Regions from separate parts of the Mus musculus genome. Here region 1 is linked to region 2. A link is a loop called in an ENCODE intact Hi-C map of the cell type or tissue named here. Cell type or tissue: left cerebral cortex. All regions are shown on one strand.

Region 1 (8,000 bases), 930 kb before region 2:
AGGCTTGAGACTTCCTAGTAAGGAACTTCTAGGAGTAGCTCCTGTCTTCGAGATCCTATTCTACAGACACAATCTGTTGATTGCATTCCGCCTTTAGTGAATTCAAGGGTAGTGGCAAGGAAGCAGCCCTGGCTTTCCCTAAGCATGTTATGAAACATAGAGTGCTGTACACCTGCTATGCTGAGAGGGGAGCAGGAGATGAGAAGTTCAGGGTCATTCTTGATGACATAGCTAGTTTAGTGCTTCCTGGGTTACACGAGGCACTTTCTCAAACAGAGAAGAGACATTAAAATTTAATCTGATGAAGTGACTTTTATCACCAATTGTTGATCTTTTATGCAATTGAGAAATACCAAGCTACCGAATGCAGACATTGCTAGTCCCCAAGGGGCAGCTAAGCCTGGTGATTAGGTTTCAGTGTCTTCAATATCATGGAAAGTAGACCGTCACCTGGTGTGGTATTCACACGTCTCTAACAGTGTTCTGCAGATATTTCAGTCTTTTGAGAGTCATAAAAACGCTTTGTAGAAATATGGCTCCCTGAAGAGAAATTAAGACCTCGTGGAAAGTAATGTGAAAGCCAGGTTTTCCTTGGCTGAGGGGATGGGGAGCAGGGTCATCCACTAGGTTTCAGACATGAAAAAGCATAAAAGATAATGAGAACAGATAACGATGACTCTGGAAGCCATTGGATAGTCTACAAAAATCTCAGTATCAGGGTTGGACTCAGGTGGTCTAGGAGGCCACTTAGGCCCCTGGTAGGATACAGTCATTTACTATTGGTAACTCCTCAGCACTGATGGAGCTGTGTTGCTAGAGACTTCATATATATTGGTCTCAGGATGCCAAGAAATCAAGCTGGAACTGGGATGGAAGCCTCCTTCCCACTCTTCAGCTCTAGTGTTAGGCAGGCTGCAGACCCAAGTGTTACAGGACTGACAGGCAAGGCAAAATGTGCCTCCTGGTGCAGTAGTGGCATGTCAGTAATAAGGGAGCATGTGCTCTCTGGTCAGTTTGTAGCCCTGCCCACTGGAAGGAATCCACACCTATTACTACCATCTTGGTCAAAATTCTTTGGCTGGGGAGGTCATGGGCCCTAGAGGGGAAGTTGCTGCTATTTTTCTGCTCAGTAGACATGATGTGTCCATCAATTTGTTTTCCAAAAAACTGTGTTTGTATCCATAGGTTAAGTGCTACTGTCAGCTTTGGTCAGAGAAGCCCCTGTTTTTACAGTAGGTAGCAATAACTGCAGAGACTTAGAACTGGTCAGAGTGCTGAGAATAAGGGACTACTAAATGCTCGGCTATAACAGAAATTCTCTATCACCCACTTCAAGGCTCAGGGAATATTGTAGAAGATGGGTGGAAAGGATGTAAGAGCCAGAGAAGGAATGGAATGGGTCAGAACAGTCTTCAGAATCTGACATCACCATTGCCCTCTTGATCTCATAGCTGTTGTGGTTCCTAGCACAAGATCTGCGCAAGATTGTACCTGCAGGATTCTGTCATGGGTGGGACTAGGAAAAGGAAGAAGGGCAGTGAACATCCCTGCCCAGCCCTCTAGGCAGCTAAAGGTAGCTAGGGGATTTGGGCTTATTAGACACCACTGTTCCCTGAGCTCAGATCACTGTCCAGTTAGGGGAGGGAAAGGCATTTTCTTCAGTGTGGTAGCAGTGTTGAGGAGTGTGTGTGCTCTGTAAATATCCCTCTCCCAGAACCTTACAGCAGCAACCCTAATGGACCTCACTTGCCCATCAAGAATAGACATAGGCAGGGCAGTAGAAGATGACTCTGGTGGGAACAGATAGGGAACAGAGAGAGAAACAGGGGCAGGGATAATGTTTGAAACTATGCTGCCTTGTTTCTGATAACTTTCAAGGCATAATAGTACTAGCAATTTCCTCATTTTGAGGAATCACATCAGAAATACACTGAGAAGCCACACTCGGATGTTTACTTTAGCATTTTGCATTTTATCTTATTTTAAACCTGCTGATTGAAACTGACTTGGCAATCCTTTCTCATTGCAGATCATTCAACTTCAAGTGGCACGTTATCTTTCAAGCCTAGTCGATCATTGGTCACTCTTCCCACTGCCCATGTGATGCCATCTAACTCCAGTGCTTCCGTTTCCAAACATAGGGAATCTCTAACACCAGATGGCTCTAAATGGAGTACTAGCCTCATGCAGACATTGGGAGACCACAGCAGAGGGGAGCGGGACTCCTCCCTAGACATGAAGGACTTCAGGCCCCTGAGGAAATGGTCATCTTTGTCCAAACTTACTGCCCCAGATACCCGCAACCACAGTGGCATTGCATACCCGCAAGAGCTGAGGAATAGCTTGGAGATGACAGGGAAGGGCAAGCCTTTTATGTCCCACTTACGGACCTTTGGGCCAAGTTGCTTACATGACAGTATGGAGCTGCTTAAGCTGGAAGACAAGGAAATAAATAAAAAGCGGTCATCAACTCTGGACTGCAAATATAAATTTGAGAGCTGCAACAAAGAAGATGTCAGAGTCTCTTCCTCTGCTCTCAGGAGACAGACTTTAGACATGACATACAGTGCCTTACCTGAGAGCAAGCCCATTGTGACAGGCTCAGAGACTTTTGAGTCTCCAAAGTATTTAATGCTGGGCCAGCAGGCAGTAGGTGGAGTTCCCATTCAACCTTCTGTGAGGACTCAGATGTGGCTGACAGAGCAGTTACGGACAAACCCATTGGAAGGCAGAACCACAGACGATTCTTACAGTTTAGCTCCTTGGCAACAGCCACAAACTGAAGAGTTTCAGCAAGGAAGTGAGACGCCAATGCAGGTAAGGCTGAAAACCTAGTGTTTGCTTCCCTCCAGTGGATGTTTTATGTATTGCAGCAAGTACACAAGTTAAAAAAACCGTTAAGTGCTATAAAATTGACACACTGTGTTTAGAAAAACTTACAAATCTTTTGAGATTAATTAATTTGATAGCCTTAAACATTGTACTTAACTTGGCCTTTACTTTCTCTCTTGTTAAGTAGGCATAGAAATTAAACACATTCAGTTGAAAGAAACGGAAAACAGACAGAAGCTGTCACGGTATCATAGGAAGGAAACTGATTGGAACAAACAGGCCGTGGACTTTGTTCTGATCATGTCACATTTAGAGCTTGGATATTTTTTTTCTTTTTCTTCATAAGTTAGTTTTTCATTTATTTTTTAATCTGCATTCAAAGTGTTTATTTCATTATAGGATTTTCATACAGTCGTCTTCTTGGTCCTCTGCTTGCCCTCAGCCTGGTTCCACCCTACTGCCCCTCCCTTTCCCACAAGAGCCCTTTGCTCTGTCCCCCTCCTTACACACCCTCTCTATACTCTGCCTCCCTCTTTATTCTTCTCTAGCTTAGCTCTTTCTAGTTTCACAAGTAGAACAAGAATTCACATGAACAAGATTTCAAATCTAGATTAACAATATGAGAGAAAACATGACGCATTTGCCTTCCCGGGTCTGGCATGCTTTGATTAATGTAGTGATTTCAAGTCCCATTTGGTTTTCTGCAGAAGTCACAATTTAATTTTCCTTTATGGCCAAATAAAGTTGCATCGTGTATATGTACCACATTTTCTTACATGCTTACAGGTGGATGGATCTCTAGGCTGGTTTTATTTCTAGTTGCTATGAATGTTAGTAAACATGGGACTGTACTCATTTCTATGACTTTTAGTAGACTCTTTGGGAATTTAGTCTGGTGAGAACTCAGGTGTCTTTTGACCTGGCACTTAATTTCTTTGGGCCTTCTATAAAATGAGAAGGTGGAACCCAGTTCCTTGTACTATTTTGATAATGCTTTCTTTGTATATGAGCATATAAATCAGCTGCAGTTTTCAAGAAATGAATGGAACACCAAGATTTATTGAATTAGTTTAAAGGAACTACTTTATGATAATAACCACATACAGAGAAACATGGTGTATTAATCCCTATAAGGTCTGTGGAATAACATGCTAATAGGGAAATTTCTTTGTAAGATATGCACTAAGGAGCAACCACTCAGGTGTGAATCTTTGTAGAACACAGTAGAGGGAGGGAGAAGACAGCTAATGGGAAGCTCCCCTATGACTTAGAGCAGTGATTCTCAGCCCGAGGGGCCCAACCACTCTGAGCGGTGGAACGGCTGATGGAGTCACCTAAGACTATTGGAAAACAGACACATTATGATTCATAAAAGGAGCAAAATTATATGGTTGGGGGTCACCACAACACAAGAGACTATTACAGGGTCACAGCATCAGGGAGGTTGAGAACCACTGTGCACCATCCTGTGTAATATTCTGAACCATTTTTCCTTTGTGGTTGAAGAAAAACGATTTGCCTTTGTTTGGTTCACGTTATAGTTCACCACAGTCTTGGCTCTTTTCTTTGCGTTTTGATACCTCACCCATAGTACCCCAAATTGTCTCTGTAGGGTTGTGATAGTCTCGGCCTTGTTCAGGAGGGACTGTTTCATTGAAATGTGCTCTTCTGTACTCCTTGTTTTCAAGGAGGGGTGTGAGAATGTAGACCTCCTCAACACATAAAATAACCATTAGCTTCTCGTAAGCCCACAGTGGGTCTGCCCCCTGGTGGTTAAGTAGGGAACTCTATTGCTAACTTTGCATTGTCTCATGTTCCCTGGACTGTAGTTGTTAAAAATGGAGATGAAATTTTGTATGTATATAAATCATAAAGTGGTTTGATCAGTTAAGGGATTGCTAACTCATGTTAGCAGAGACTTTCTGTTATTTAAATGAAGATTTTGATTAAATAACATAAAAGACTTCTTCGAAATGAATTGTGAATGAAAAAGTCTGGCTTGTAACTCGGATTTTCTTATGTTTTTTTAAAAAGAAAATTTTCTTAGTTTCATTATTTTTCATGCTGTTTTATCTTTAACTCTTTAGCTGAGACAATCTGTATACTGAGGAGGTGACTATGACACATGCAGTCACAGTTTGTGACATAGTGGGTAGCTTAAAGCATCTGCTAGTGGATACATGCTTTACGGATTGATTTGTCTATCTCTATTTCCATGTCTATATAATTTATCATGTCCTTTCAAGACATTAAAAATCTGGTATTAGTGTGTAACCAAGCCTTCTTATGTTACTGATTGCACTCCTACTTTGCCAGAAGACTCAAAATAATTGGAGGCTAAAAAATATTATTATGTGTAGGCCTATCCTCTTTTGTGTTTTTCTCTGGAAATCTTGATTTTTACTTTGTTTGGTAAAAGTTCCCCCACTCTGCCCTTTATAACACAAAACTCTTTGTAACAAGACAACATTTTATAGTCAATAGAATATAATTGTATAGTAATTTCACCAAAATCAAAACTCCATTTGAATATAGGTCATTCCAATTTCATTTTACAGATAAACAGTTACAGATAAACTACAAATAAACTACTAAAAATGTAAAAGGCAGCATTAAATGTTTAATGAGAAGAGCCTTATGAGCTGACAGTTTATACCTTGAAGTTGATGTGGTAGTGAGCAATATAACAAATGCCTGGTGCTTTTCAGCTTCAGCGTCACGTTTCTCTCAGCATGGCCAACTACACAACTTATGTATTTTTTACAGACCTCTTACCAGTGGTTCTCAACCTGTGGGTTGCAACCCCTCATGCAAACCTGTTTCCAAAATATTTACAATTCATAGTGGAGGTAAGGAGGCGAAATTACAGTTATGAAATAGCAACAAAAATGATTTTATTGTTGGGTATCACCACAACATGAGGAACTATATAAAAGGGCCACAGCGTCAGAAAGGGAACGTTAAATACCACTGAGTTAGAGATGATGTCATCCATGTTTTATAGTTTCTGTGATGGGCCCCTCCAGCCTTTATGAAGAGACCCCCTGTTACCATTGGACTCCTTTAGGGGCTACTCTTTAGATAATTTCTGAACCCGAACAGCTTCCTTTCTACCAGGGGTTCAAACAGTTTAAATCAGCAGCCTTCAGCTGCTCTGCTAAAGACCAAAGTGAATACTGATGTTTTATGTCTTTGTAGTAATGGTTATGGAAAATATATCTAATTACAATTCTCTTCCTTAATAATTGCTATGTTAGTAGCATGTTTTGAACTGGACTTAAAAATTGTGGGTTTGCAAAGTTAGGCATAAACTGTTTTGTACTTGATCCAGTTTAAGTCACTAAATTTTGGTGAATATATTTTCCAATCTATTTTTTGCTTCTATTTTAGTAGTTATTGAGAGATAGTAGAAACTTAGAAAGGGAAATTGAAACCATGGTCAGTAAGAATTATACACTAGCTCTCTAGTTCTACTTCTAAAGTTAGGGGACAACCACTTCCTCTCTGGGAGATCAGGAAAAGAAAGAGCTGTGTCTTACTACAGCTTGGTTATTACTGTTATCTTCATTATTTGAGAAACGCTATTAAACCAAGGAGATACATGAGAGCGACAAGCTTCAGGTGAGACTCTGGATCTTTAGTGATTATCACAGCCAACACAGCAAGATGTTCCTGCTTGTTGATCAAACCCTAGAGAGAGCAGATTTGTGGTTAATGTACATGTACATGTACACAGCCCTTGAGCAAAATTAGTGAATAATTTTATATGAGAATATGTTCTTACATTTCCCCCTTTAACTCTCATAAGCTTAAAAATACTAGTGTGTAGAAAAAGGGCACAACATTTTTTCAAGGTATTTGTTCTGACAGTAGTGACCAAGAGATTTGAATCGTCGTCATCATCATCATCGTCGTCATCATCATCATCGTCATCATTGTGTCATCTATGTGAGGACCCAGTGAGCTATTTTCAATAAGAACACTTCATTTAAATGACTATTTTCTACTTTGTGGAGAACTGAAGAACACTTAGTTCCTATAAAAAAGGTAGTGGCAATGCAGTATATATTCCATTTATTCCCCAGACTGGAGCTATAAAGTGACCTTGCTAGAGTTGGATATAGAAAGTGAACTTTTTTGGTAGTGGTGTTTCAAAATTAAAACTCATACTTCATTGTCAGAAATATTTAGGAAAGAAATTTATGAGCCATGTTGAGGAAATTGGCAGCTACATTATGCACACTTAGCCACTGTAAAGTTTGTTTACAAGATCCAGCAGATGAATACACTGGCTAACAATTAGTTTCACTCTTAATCGTGACCCTCACAAAGCTGTTCTCAGCCGGAAGGCAGCGGTGCGTTGCTTCCCCCATGACGGAGTGCTCGGCTTTAAGCTGAGTTGGCATGTTGCAGGTCTGGAGTGGCGGCAGCTCTTCACAGAAGCATCACAATGATGCAGATCAGCAGCAGACATATCAAGATGAGGCAGAAATTGATAAATAGGTTCTGGAGATTCTGACGTGCTTGCTGAGGCATTTCAATAGTGGAGGCTCTCCTGATAGCCGAGCGAGTGAGGTATTGCACTTTTTCCATTATGCCAGGAAGGCAAAAGTAGGGAGACAAGTTTTTCTAAGTGGTCAAGAGAAAGATAAAAAGTTGACAACAGGCAGCCAAATGTGAGCTGTCTTCTTTTAGGAGACCTGGGATGTAAAAAATAGTCAACAGATTAGGTTCATACCTAAACCCGTTCTCTGGGTAGATATGCACAGCTTTGCAGCAGCTCGTTCCTCAGCTGTATTTTAAATCCCATCCCCTTCTCCAGTCCCCAAGGCCTCTCTTCTGTCTCTCATGTGTGAGCGTCTCACTGTCCTGGGTGAGCGGGGAGAGCCACGGCTTTGGCGGCTAGTACTTGATTTATGAGGTGCTTCTTTGGGGCTATTTTCTTGGTTACTTTTTTTAAAGCTCTGTTTCTCTGTAAACACAATTGATTTTAACATTTACTATTAATGTTTCAGAAATAATCTTGTAAAAAGAAATGCATATAGTAACATATCTTGGATCCTAGTTTTAGTCCAAAATAAAATAGTTAAGTGAAAAATATGAAATAAAAAGCAGATTCTAGCCACTTGCCATTCTCTTTTATGATTTATAGATTTGTAGAATCATTC
Region 2 (8,000 bases):
AAACAAACTTGGTCATTGGTTCACAGGAAGAGACAAATGAAAGTAAATGTCAATGGGTATTTTAGTCTAAGAATTAAAAGCAACCTATAGCCCATCATAATCAGAATGAATGGTATTTAAATACAGATGTGAGGTTGATGAGATGTAGGCTAGGGGGAAATTAAATCATAGGCTTGTCTCCACAGTGGCTGCTATCAACACCCTTCAGCTCTACCTTGAGGCATAAGCCATTTTCCCCCTGAGAAGTAAAATCTACTGCCTTCATTCCAGACAGACAGTGTGACTGCTTGCTTAAACTAGGTCCTAAGGCCTTGCAGATTTGGTCTGATTCTCAGAACTTTTGATCTGAAGGCAAGTGGATCATTTTGAAGTCTCTATTATATAAAAAAGCCTATAGTAGCCTTATGAAGACAGGTGACCATCTCTTCCACTCCAGCCACTATGAATCAGGCATAAAATGGATGACACATGGCAACCTTTATGTCTCTGCCAATTGACTGACTGCAATCTATGTATGTAAGTGACTGCAAGGAAAATTGCCCAATTGTACTGAGTCAACACGTAATTATTTTAAAACACTGAACTTTGGGATAGATTTCTACAACATATGAGCAAAACAGCTGCCTGGGCATTCATCTTACATTGTTTTCCAACATTCTGCTACAGAAGCCTACCTGTTATACTCACTGTTCCCAATGACCAATTCAACACGTTAAGGAAAATCTAATGGGAAAGCCACCAAAGAGGTGGCATTTCCAATTCACATATAGGGAGGGACAAGGGAGTGTTTGAGCTCCTAATCCTATGTACCTTTGGGAGTTCCAATGCAAAGGTCACTTTCCCTTCTTCCTAGAGCCACCGGGGGACAACAGCACTTCAAGGGGATTTCCCCGTTTCTCTCCCTGGTCTTTCGTACTCATTTGTCACGACTTACATATGGGTCTGCATTGATATATAGTAGCTATCCCTCCTTGAAAGTTTTCTCGTTTATGTACATGTCAATACACAAAAACTTTTCTAAATATCTATAGCAAAACAATCTTAAATAGAGGCATACTAGAGGAAACAGAAGAACGTTTAAACACCTTTACCTATTCCAAGGTCTCTCTGTACTTTCAAACCTGAGCTTTCCCTTCCGGCTATCACCTCCTCTCCCCTCCCCTATCTTTTCCCCATTGTGTGTCTAAAACTATAAATTGTCCAGCACACTTATATTAGATGTATTCGTTATGTTCTGTTCTCATTGACTCCTGCATGCTTTCTCATGCTTAGAAAGCTATGCTATTTCATATACACCCAACTTGGGCTTGCTGAAAGAAAGAACCAGTCAAAAGCCAGGATATGTAAAGATCTCTTATTCAAACTATGAAATTATGGCCTTTAAAACAAAGTGCTTCTACAGAAGCACACAGAATCCTTGAAGTCTATTCAGTTAAAAAAAAAAAATGCCCCTTAAATCCCCATTTAGTTCTAGGTCAAAACTTGGCTTAAGTTGGCTTCTTTTCCTTGCTAATAATTTTCCCTCAAAGAGCATATGACACAGGACTTGAATCACACCAGAAATTGAGTAACAGGAACTGCAGGAACAAGGAAGTGTGGATGTATTGTGAACTCCTGCTTGGAAGCAGTCTTGTCAAACAACTCAGCTCTAGCTTTCCTTCCTACTGGATGTACGTCAATCCACGTTACTTAATGCCTTTGATTTCCTTTTTTATTGTCTTATTATATCCCACACTACTGACTGCACTGGGTCAGGCAAGGGCCATGTCGCCTCCTAGACTTCTACTGGTTTCATGAGTCCTTCGGGAAACTCTGTATTGTCAGTCTCTGAATATATTGCACTTTACCCTATAGGGCAAATTATCACTTCAGATGACAGACTCCTGGGGAGTCATCCTCCTTGCTAGCTGTAAAAGAGAATAAAGTAGTCAGAGGTTACTATTACCCCAACCAAACCCCAAACTCAAATACATAGCTGACAAAGATTTAAAGGCAAAACTCAAAATTGCTTCTCCGGAGCATGCAGGCAGTTTACCGGAGAAGAAAGCCGTCATTTTTCTTTCCTGCATACCAATCCTCCTGACTCACCCTACTCAGCCCATCTCTAGCTTTAAGGAAACACCAAGGCACTTAGACTTGACGGAAATGCAAGGCTGACATTTAGAGCCTCCTCTTTATCTCGCTCCTGGTCTTCAATCCCCTACTAACATTTCATCTCCTCTACCCCAACTCTCAAGTTCCTCCTTTCAGAATCTCCTTTCTAGTAGAAACACTCCCCAAATGTCATCCATCACCTCTGTGAGTGTGTCCCTTTCTCCCCTCCAGCCTGAGACGAAGGCAAAATTCCAAGAAATATATTTGCCATTATAACTAACGCTTTAGGCTTGTCATGCAGTAAGTGTTGAGTTCTGTCCTTAACAAACCCGTGGTGAAATCCACTGCCTTGATTACTTGAAGGAACACAAGTGTATCTAGTACTGTACTGGCCTCTAAGGTGAAATGGCAACACGTGATTTCAGGCCTTTTTCCAGGCCTATCAAAACTCTCACACACTTTTCAGAAACCCCATTCAAATGCCACCTAACTCCAAGAGAGCTCATTTGGAAATCCTACAATGCAGCTCACGTATAAAGCCGCCACTGCTTGGTCGCCCTTAAGATGAGTTCATTGAACCCCCTTGAAGAGACACTTTGAAGAGCGCACAGACTGGTTAACTCCCCGTTACTTTTATGACCTTGGGCAAATCAGTTAATGTTCTGAACGTCAGCTCCCTCTTTCGTGAAACAAAGCCAGAGAAAACCACCTCCCTTAACGGACTACATTAAATATCTTTTACATGTTACAAACACTAACCAAATCTAAAGACTTTGTCAACGTCAACGTTCAATAAGACTGATCTCCCTTCCTCGAAAGCACCAGCACAGTGTAAGGGCCAAGGGCTACCGAAACTCGCAGGGCCTGGAGAGGGCGGCGGCCTCGCAGGACGACCGGGAACAAACTAGCTAGAAACGTAGTCCTCAGACTCGGAAGTGCCTCGGTCACCCCACCTCCCACCCGGCCTCACCTTGGTGGTCGTAGACGCTAATGTAGGAGATCCCCACGGCCATACACCACACCACGAGGCTGGCGATGTCTGAGAAGCTGGGCTCCTGCACTTCCTCCGTGACCAACAGGCCCATGTGCACCGGCAGCTTCTGCAGGGACCGGACGTCCGCGCGCCAGCGCAGCCGAGGATGGGTGGCGGCCGGTCCCGGTCCCGGTCCCGGTCCCCCGTGCGGGTGCCGGTGATGACGCCGGTTCCTGCCGACGGCCCGGGGCTTGCGGAGCGTGAAGCCGAGCGGCGCTAGGACCGCGGCGGAGGCGGCGCGACAGCAGCGCCGCCAGATCCAGTTCCAGGTGCCGAAGCGAACGCGGAGCCAGGAGGTGAGCGTGAGGTGCAGGCAGAGCAGCGCGTGCAGCACCCGCCACACCAGCTCGTACAGCCCCGTCATACTCCTGTGGCGCTCGGGCACCGTCACCTCCCTCCGGCCCACACCCGCGGCGCGACAGGGTCTTATCCGCCCCAGCGGCCGGCGCGGGCCATCGCTCCGCGTCCCCCCACCCCCCGCGCCCGAGCCCCTCGCCACTGCCAACACCTCACCTAGCCCCCGCCGCCATCTTCCTCCGCCCTCCGCAGCCCCGCCCCCGTTAGTACATGGAGAGTTCTGATTGGCTGCCGGGGAACTCCGACGCGACCGGGAGTCGTGGCTGGAGCCGCCACCGCACTGCTAAAGAGAGCGTGCGCTTGAGAATGAGGCTGGCTCCGGGCCGCTGGCGCCCCCTGGGGATGAGGAGGGCGACGCGCCAACGCCTCTAGCCTTTCTCCTATGGAATGATTGGGCTGTTCCTCAGACTGAGGGGAGGATCTGCAGCTTGAGATTTGTTGCCTATCTCCCCCTCACGGCCATGACAGAAACGATTCCCAAGGAGTTAAAAGCAATCTAAATGAACTGGAAGTTACACAGAGAGAATCCACCACCGCATCAGCAAGTGTAGATGCTGGAAATCGACCACGGTCCCCAAACAGAAGTGTTCTTGTCCCCAAAGGCTCAAGTGTTCTTGGAGAGGTCTCATCACAGTTCTTTGTCCAATCTTCCGACGAGAATAGAACGTCCCAGAATGGGAATGAAGTCCTACAGCATAGGACCTGGAAACAGACTGTTAGGGTCTGACACTGTTAGGGTCCCTAACAAATCAAGCTCTGCCACCTGTCCTTCATAGACCAATGACACAATAGAAGGTAAATACAGAAAAGCGAAACTGATTCAATGTGGCCACTCTGAGAAGAGAATCAGTGCCCAGATACAGTTGGATCTGTGTAATACAGACATATTTTTTACTGTATAGCCCCTTTTCCCATTAGGAAATGTCTACAGGCCTTAATGTTTTGGCCATTGTCACCTGTTTTAATTGGTCTCATTTCTGTAAGAATTGCTTTGCTTTAGTTTAAAACGTGAGTCTCATGTCCATCTGCAAGTTTTGTTGCCTTTGGCAGGAAATGCCTGTGGAGGAATTTTAATTGGGCAACATGGCTCCTCTCAATAACCGTAGCCAAAGATATGATCTGGCCATGATCCACACTGGATTACAGTATGATCTGGCTGGAATACACACACTCCCTTAGCACATACCTGTAATCCCTGACAATGAAGATAAGGCTAGTTTGTTGAAGGAAGCATCCATGTTTGAAATTGATGTTTAATTGAAGGGCAAAGTTATGAATCAGGAAAAAAATTGAGTGAGAGATAGGATACGTCCAACTCACAGAAAAACAGACAGGAAACAGATGCTAGTTATGGGAGGGAGGAGAGAGAGAGAGAGAGAGAGAGAGAGAGAGAGAGAGAGAGAGGTGGAGTGGGGAGGTGGGTAGTATATGTGTATGGCAGTTTTACAAAAACAGTTTTACTGAGATAGGTTACAGAGGGAACAAACTAGATACAAGTGAAGACAGAATGAGTCAGAGAATGAGAGTCAGAACATATTAGAACATATTGCCAAAGTTAGTATGAAGCCAGTCAGAGCAATTCAGTAAGAAGCCAGATTGAATCAGTCAGCTCAGAAGATTAGATTGTATGGAGGCTAGAAGGTTCCAGGCATAGATCTAGGGATATTTAGAACAGAGAAGGAAACACTCTGGGTTCATTCCAAGCCATGTATCCATATAACCTGGGTACAGCTCTCATCTCATCCCTTCCTCTGAGGAAATAAAAGAGACATTTACAAGTGTCAGCTAAGGCTGAGGCACGCCCTACACACTTCTCTCCCTCTTGGTCTGATAGCCATAGCTCTTCTGAGAGTAGATAAAGTAGTGGAAGAGGGGGAAGACCATGAACAACAGCAAAATGCAGTCTTCTGCACTGGCTGCAGCTTAATGTTCTACAGCCCAGATGATGTCCTAGGGAAGCTGCTAGACACTCACTGAGACCTAGCTGACTGTCCCAGAGGCACCAAACCTGACCATCCCAGCTGCCACCCTATCATGTTTCTTTGATGTGCTTAGCTCTTTGCTCTCATGCTCCCTACTCTGGCAAGATTAAAGCCATTAGTCTCATGGATCCTTTACCTCTAGGCAGCCGATTTCCTTCTAAAATAGCTGAAGCAGGTAGGCGATTCTCTTATACTAAGGATGTTCAGCTTCCTAATGGGATAGAGCAGTGGAGGACCACTATGCTGCTTTTGTGGCTCTCAGTAGACTAGGGACAGAATTGTCTTATGCAGGACAGTTCTCTGTGTCACTTTGGACTGACATAGTTCTCCTGCTTCCCTAGAGTTCTCAGAAATAACTGTAAATGTGTTTAGAATGTAACATCTTAGGACACTGAAGTACTAGCCTCAACAACTGGGTCTTTATTCTAATACTCCGGTAGAAATGATGTTCTTCAGCACCTAGCAAGCAGTCCAGATTATAAAGTTCTGCACAGGCCACTTTCTGTGGTGCCTCATCTACAGTGGAAATGAGATATTTGAAAAAGAGATTCGAGAGCTGGAGAGATGGCTCAGTGGTTAAGAGCACTGACTGTTCTTCTAAAGGTCCTGAGTTCAAACCCCACAATCACATGGTAGCTCACAACCATCTATAATGAGATCAGATGTCCTCTTCTGGTGTGTCTGAAAACAGCTACAGTATGCTTATATATAATAAATAAATACATGTTTTTTTTAAAAAGAAAAGAAAAAATTAATTAAAATAAGATATTTTTTAAAAAGAAAGAAAAGAAAAGAAAAGAAAGGAAAAGAAAAGAAAAGAAAAGAAAAGAAAAGAAAAGAAAAGAAAAGAAAAGAGAAAATTCCATTCTCTCTGGACAGATTTTTTGGAGTCCTAGACTTCTGTTGTCTCCTTCTGCCTACCTATAATAAGTGCACCTTGTCTAATTAGATGTGTGGGTACAGTTTTGCCTCATTAGATTGGGGCAATAGTAAAAGCGCATCCAAGATACAGTGGCACAGCACGGCAAAACACTGTGAATCTTCATCTGGCAGTGTTTCCCAAACTCTGGCCCGTCTCTGCCCTCGGAGAATGTCTCTCACGCTCAGCTGCTATTCTGAACTACCATTCCTCCGAAGAATAGGGAACAAATTACCCATGAAAGGAGTTACAGACACAAAGTTTGGAGCTAAGACAAAAGGATGGACTATCCAGAGACTACCCCACCCATGGATCCATCCCATAATCAGCCACCAAACCCAGACACTATTGCATATGTTAGCAAGATTTTGCTGAAGAGACCCTGATATAGCTGTCTCTTGTGAGGCTATGCCAGTGCAGAAGTGGATGCTCACAGTCATATATAGAACGGAACACAGGGCCCCCAATGGAGGAGCTAGAGAAAGTTCCCAAGGAGCTAAAGGGGTCTGCAACCCCATAGGTGGAACAACAATATGAACTAACCAGTACCCCCAGAGCTTGTGTCTCTAGCTGCATATGTAGCAGAAGATAGCCTAGTCGGCCATCATTGGGAAGAGAGGCTCCTTGGTCTTGCAAACTTTATATGCTCCAGTACAGGGGAACTCCAGGGCCAAGAAGTGGGAGTGGGTGAGTAGAGGAGCAGGGCAGGGGGAAGGTATAGGGAACTTTCAGGATAGCATTTGAAATGTAAATAAGGAAAATATCTAATAAAATAAAATAAAATAAAAACAACTCATATTTGCAAGAAACAATTGTGGAATATGTAAAATGTCATTGTCCCTGGGCCTAAAAAAGAAAAAAAGAAAGAAAAAGAAAAGAAAAAGAGAAAGAAAAGAAAAAAAGAAAAAGAAAAGTCACAGTGATGCCTCATGCTGCATCCTCTTATTTTGTTATTGCCCACCCCCACCCCCACCCCCAAAGGCAGCAATGTCACCTTTTAAGGGAATTTGGATTTCAGAAATAAAAGTCTTGATTTAACCTAATATATTCTAAATTTGACCAGAAACAAACACTAATGTAGAGTTATGCAGCCTCAGATAGATTTGAAGTTCCAAATATCACAGATTTAATTTTTCTTTACTTTTCACTTATAAAATGCATTATTTAAAAAATGCATTATTTAACTTAATTATCACATTGAACAAATAATATGTGTATGCCAGATGAAACCATTTTGCTTTGATAAAAAAATATCAGTTTATAGATAATTAAGAAGAGTGAACAAAAGGACTAGAGAGATGAAAGATGGATGGTTTGTTAGTTAAGCGCACTGGCTGCTCTTCCAGAGGACCCAGGTTCTATTCCCACCACCCACATAGCAGCTCACAACCTTCTCTAACTCCATCCCCAGGGGATCTGAGATCATATTCTGACCTCTGTGGGTACTGTGTAAGTGTGGTACATAGACACGCATGCAGGCAAGCCACCCATGCACGATGATGATGATGATGATGAATAAAATGTTGAAAATAATTTTAAAACAGTTTAAACAATAATGAATACAAAGCCAGGCTCTGACTCAACAAACCTGATTAAGCCCACCTAGCCCCTTATT

Evidence for each region. A loop is a pair of places that touch in the nucleus more often than their neighbours do. Peaks named below come from ENCODE experiments on the same cell type or tissue, not always from the same donor. Only the 100,000 strongest peaks of a DNase experiment are listed, where the experiment ranks them.
Region 1: a loop joins it to region 2, with 4 times the contacts of the local background. A loop is called at or near these places in 3 of 42 quality-filtered maps.

Annotation. Positions count from the first base shown.
Region 1 is chr10:53,343,289-53,351,288 of GRCm38, reverse strand. Cep85l (centrosomal protein 85-like) reads left to right here. Exons shown (of 13, transcript NM_001204983.2): 3 at 2,030-2,817. Pln (phospholamban) reads right to left here. Exons shown (of 2, transcript NM_023129.5): 2 at 5,290-7,532. The coding sequence starts at 7,425. The coding sequence ends at 7,267. Among named protein-coding and RNA genes, the nearest start is that of Pln, 9.6 kb to the right of the region's middle. In left cerebral cortex, CTCF peaks have their summits at 2,862 (motif pointing left) and 4,606 (motif pointing left); DNase peaks (open chromatin) are centred at 2,198, 2,308, 2,821, 4,592 and 1 more place; H3K27ac peaks cover 216 bases.
Region 2 is chr10:52,413,233-52,421,232 of GRCm38, reverse strand. It overlaps Nus1 (NUS1 dehydrodolichyl diphosphate synthase subunit), which reads right to left and starts at 3,686. Exons shown (of 5, transcript NM_030250.2): 1 at 3,065-3,686. The coding sequence starts at 3,491. In left cerebral cortex, a CTCF peak has its summit at 3,831 (motif pointing left); DNase peaks (open chromatin) are centred at 2,590, 2,784, 3,429, 3,778 and 1 more place; H3K4me3 peaks cover 2,880 bases; H3K27ac peaks cover 1,676 bases.